Regions from separate parts of the Mus musculus genome. Here region 2 is linked to region 1. Evidence: chromatin loops called from intact Hi-C (ENCODE). Cell type or tissue: heart. All regions are shown on one strand.

Evidence for each region. A loop is a pair of places that touch in the nucleus more often than their neighbours do. Peaks named below come from ENCODE experiments on the same cell type or tissue, not always from the same donor. Only the 100,000 strongest peaks of a DNase experiment are listed, where the experiment ranks them.
Region 2: a loop joins it to region 1, with 4 times the contacts of the local background. A loop is called at or near these places in 2 of 42 quality-filtered maps.

Annotation. Positions count from the first base shown.
Region 1 is chr6:116,979,460-116,981,959 of GRCm38, forward strand. No RefSeq gene overlaps it. Among named protein-coding and RNA genes, the nearest start is that of 2810048H02Rik, 170 kb to the right of the region's middle. In heart, no CTCF peak of the experiment used is centred here; a DNase peak (open chromatin) is centred at 1,082; H3K4me3 peaks cover 703 bases; H3K27ac peaks cover 792 bases.
Region 2 is chr6:117,136,454-117,138,953 of GRCm38, forward strand. No RefSeq gene overlaps it. Among named protein-coding and RNA genes, the nearest start is that of 2810048H02Rik, 15 kb to the right of the region's middle. In heart, no CTCF peak of the experiment used is centred here; a DNase peak (open chromatin) is centred at 1,528.

The DNA.
Region 1 (2,500 bases):
ATTCTTCCATGTGGATTCTAGTTTTCTTAGCACCAGTTGCTTAAGTCTGTCTTTTGAAGTGTTGTTTATCTATCTCATACATAAAGAAGAATGAAGCTTTTGATAGTTTTTAATTCTTTCACTTGGAATTCATTTAATCCAATCCTTGGCATCTATTACTTTGGGATTTGTAAGTTTGGGGAGTCTGGTTGTCTTGGTTATAAATCTATTTATTTATTTTTGCTTTGGGTCCTGCAGATGTGGGAACTAGATCATTAATTATATTTTTCTTTTATCTTCATTTTTTTCAATGGAAGTATTTGCAATGCCCTAATTGGACTAGAATTAGTAGAATTGAGGTATCCCTTTTCTTACTACCACCACCACCAATAACAATAATAACAATGACAATAATAATAGTATAGCAGTAACAGTAGCAATAACAATAACAGCAATAGGAACAACAATAACAATAGCAATAACAGTAAGAACCACCCCCAACAATTCTCTTGGACTCAGTCACTGTATGAAACACAGGAGTCCCAACAGTATCACGCTAAGATGCTGATCTGAGTGGAAATGGGAAAACCAGCGGTTAGTGGGATGATAAAGAAAAAGGAGAGGAATGAAAACCAATGGAAGGAGACCAATAGGGATAAAGGAAGGAGAAAGGCAGTCTGCCTAAAGGTAGAATGAAGAGAAGCGAAGAAATCAATTAGGTAATCCAAAATAACCCCAGCCCGGAAGGCTCAGGCAAGGAGATCGCCAACCAGGCCAGCTTGTGTTCTCTGGAAAGTCTACCACAAAGAAAAAATAAAAAGATTGCTTTAATTTACGGTTGGAAGAGAAAAAGAAAAAATAAGGCAGAATGAGAACAGAGCAAGGGTCTGCGGTTGATGAAGACGCAGAGCCTGCCCTGTCTCTTGCCTGCTCTCTTGCTCCAGGCTTGCCTCCCCAGTTTTCCTTCCTGGGCTCCCAGCTGCCAGTCACACCCCAGACAGTCCTGCACGTTTGAGTGGCAGATGCAGGTCCCATTGAAGGGCCTGGTTCCAAACGCTGGCCAGACCCACTGAAGTTCCTGCAGGAGTCAGGTTGCAAAAGCCGCTCAAACCCCCGAGGATGCGGTTCTAGGGACACCACCACCCCACCCCACCCCCTTCTTGAAAAGGACAGCCTGTGTCCCCTGAAGCCTCTGGCGCTGATTCAAATGTCTTCCCCCACAGTCTAGAAGTATCCTTCTGGCCAGGTTTCAGCTTACAGCCTGACATTTCCTCTGGGTTTCCCTGGTGTGTCGTTCAGGGTGTGTTTGGGGTGGCAAAGCAGCTGACTCAGCTTGTCCTTTTTTGGTTTGTTTGTTTTAATGGCTTCTTGACACAGATCCAGTTGAGTGCCAAAGAGAAGGTTATTTCGAGTGTCTGCCACCCTGTGCTGCTGCAACTTCTGTCCCCTCTTCCCTCCCTTTCTCCTCTTTAAAGCAGCTACCGGAAGTACAGCCAGCGCTGGTTTTCTGAAGCCACTTCTCAAGCCAGGCTACATGCTGGCTATGTACTCCTTTTGATGAGAGGGAGAGTGCTACAAACTGCATGAATTCCTGAAGGTGGCCTCTGGGCTTTCTCTTCTATTCGATTTTGCAAAGTTTCCTATTTTATTTTGCTGCTGAAAATACAGATCTTTGTCTGTTGCTGACCTAGTCTGATAGCTTTTTTTTTTTTTGGCCCGGTTTATTTCCTGGAAATTTTAGCATACCTGAGTCATTCATTCTCTCATCCACCTCAATTCTTTAAAAATATTTCATTTTTAATGTGTACGAATTTCTTTCTGCATGTCTGTCTGTGCACCATATGAATACCCCTGCATATGCATGCCTGGTGCCTAACCACAGAGGCCAGAAGGTATCAGGATCCCCTGGAACTGAAGTCACAGATGGTTGTGAACACACACACACACACACACACACACACACACACACACACACACACCTTGAATTTTAATCCAATTAACTAGTGTGTGTCTCTTTCTTGGTAAACAAGACCATTTACATTTTGTGTTGTTATTTTAAAAGTTCTTTAGTGCTTGCAATTTTGTTGATTGCTTTACTGCTTGGCTAGGATGCTGTTTGCTTGTTTGGGTTATTTTTTGTTGTTGTTGTTGTTCTGTTTTATTTTGCTTTGTTGTTTTTTGTTTGCTTGTTTTATTGACAGTATGGGGGTCTTTCTTGTTTACCACTGTTAGATCTGTTGGCGTCCTTCCTAGCTGCCCTTCCTTAGTTTTCTCCTCTCATGAGATGGATTCTTCCTTGGATCCTCACAATTGAGGTTTGCCTTTCTCCTTCCTCTGTGTATAATGTTCCTTTAAGCATCTTCTGCAGTTTTTCCTTGTCTGGAACTGCGTTTGTTTCTTTGTCAATCTTAACAGATGACATTGATGGATAGAGCAACCCAGGCTGGCAACTACTTACTTTCAAGACTCATAATGCATCATTATGGACTGTCAGTGGTCTCTCAACCCGGGGCAGGAAGTT
Region 2 (2,500 bases), 160 kb after region 1:
AGAAGGTGACAGATGGCATTCCCCTGTGCTGAGCATGGGGCCACGACAAAGCCATTAAGTTTGAGGCCTAGGAAGGGCTTTGTGCACCAACTTGTTCATCATGTGTCACCAACTTTAAGAGTTGTCCTCTTCAAATGTAAGGAAGAACAAGTTAGGCACAGAGTTCTAATCCCTCCACTTGCTCCCTTTAATCTTAATATTGCATCTACAGTCCCTGAGGTCCAGAGGAATAGGCTCCTTCCCCGAATTCATTTCTGCTGATTTCCCCTTTCCCTACCTGTGCAGCCCCATGGGCCTTTGAGTGGCTAAGACCACCGGTTTTGAAAAACTTTTCTGCTAGTCTCTGTTTCCTGGCTTGTTATATAGGCTCAGTTTAGTCTCCCTCCCAACATGTGTGTAGCTCTGTCTGATTTCAATGTATCACCTTCTCTTCTGATCCTCAAAAAAATCACTGTGCCTTTGTGGAACTCTTTTCTGGGAAGGTTGTCACTAAGAGGTCAACTCATTACAATGGTAACTTCAAATGACCAAGAATCTGGCTAGAATCAATCAACAGCTTTTGCCGTTGCAGTTGGTGTAGTTGGGCCTCGGTGGTATCAATGGTGAAATGTTCTTCACCTACTACATTTTTCCTTCAGGTCTCAGTAGCCCACCCCTAATATAAGGAATTGTATAAGAGGACTTGTGGCCAACCTAAGATGAACTGTCCTCCTAATCGCTAGAACCTCGGTAAAGCACCTTATTTGGAAACAGCATTGTGCAAAGGAAATTGCTTAACATGAGGTGATGCTGGACTAGAGCAGGTCCTTACAAGAAGGAGAATTTTGAACTTGGGAGTATTTGCACAGAGGCTAAAGGCAATGCCTGAGAAGATATAGATGGAGATGGCTCTGGAACACTTCTTCCTTGTGCCCTTGGGAAGAATCGGCCCTGCCCGTACCTCAGTTTCCACTCCTGGCCTCCAGAATTACAGGGCCGTAGATTATGGTGTCAAAAGCAAACAAGCTGTGCTTGACTCTCAGTGCAGACTGGACAAACTCATTCAGTGGAAGGGTCATCTCCATGGTGCTTGGATTCCACCCTCCCCAGGGCCTGGAGGGAGGAGATGGGGCTGACTTGTCCTTCAGCAACAGGCATGTTCACTTCCCTTAGGCAAGAGTAAAATCCTTATCTAGACACATCCCAAGAACCATAATCTCCCTTAAATAAAACTGTTCTACCATATGCCCTGATTTAAAAACGAGAAGTTTTTACTTCCACTCTGGAGCCATTATTCCTAGCCCTGGTCCAGTGAGCTACAAGCCCTGGGTGCTACACACAACACTGGCATACTGACCATGGCTGACCCTAGCAACCCCAATACCTAGGATTTGGTTTCTGCTGAGGTTCCATTCCAACCATGACAGCCCCACCCCCAGCTGGCTCCTCTCATGTTGGAGGATATAAGCCCGGGCTGAAGCACAGCTTAGTCCCTGTTCCTATTTTCCGAAGCTCTTTCCAGCATGAGAAATGGGAATGTTGCCATGCTCAGGAGACTGGCTGAGCAGCTTGAGGTTTCTTGGCAAGCTCAGCTCCATGCAGATGTGCCTCTCCAAACAAGAGCAGGCCCTGTGAACTAGTTTACATAGGTCATCTTTCCAGGAAGGAGGGCCAGTAGCTTGGGATCACATATCTGGCTGAGAGTGCATCTCTTTCTGTGCATTCAAGACTGAGGAACTGGCTTCGTTTGTCAGCTCAGGAAGCAAAGCTATCTCTGCCCTTGCATGGGGTTGGGGTAGGTAAAGGGGAACACACAAACAAAGATAAATTTCACACGAATACGTTTGTTTTAACTCACCCGAGAAATGTGGTCATAGGTCAACCAAATAACCCAAAATCTGGTTAATAACAAGTTCTCACAGGGAGAACCTATTACTTAAACAGGGTTTAAATATCACTTACCTGGGCAGATATCTCCAAGTGACAGAGAAGCTAATAAAATGATTCAGTTAAACCATTTTAATAAGTAGATAAATACCACAGGTGAGTTAGTACCTAGCAAATGTTAATTTTAATAAATTGATGAATACTATGGGTGAGCTGGTGTGAGAACCAAGCTCCTCAGACAATGGAGATGCAGGGCCCTTTTTCAGGACTTCCCTGTGTGAGCCACTGTTGTGTTGTGTGACTTTTTACAAAATATAAATAAATGTGTGCTCACTCTAGATAGGACATCGATGAGAGAATAAAGAAATGTTTCTACCCAAATCTCTATCTTAGTGAATCAATAACTTGCTCAAAAGTAGCTGCACCACAACTCACAGAAACTGGATCCCAGTAGCTCCTTTCATATCTTGCTGGCAACTTCAACAACCATTCTCTGCTCAGTAGTTGTGTGCTGATTTAAGACCTTGTGGAGAACCCTTATGAGTCCTGTAAGTTTCAGGAACTTCCTGCACCTTGTAACCTCTATTTATTATCTAAGTCTTAAGACCCTCCTTCTAGTAGGAGAGAGCTACAC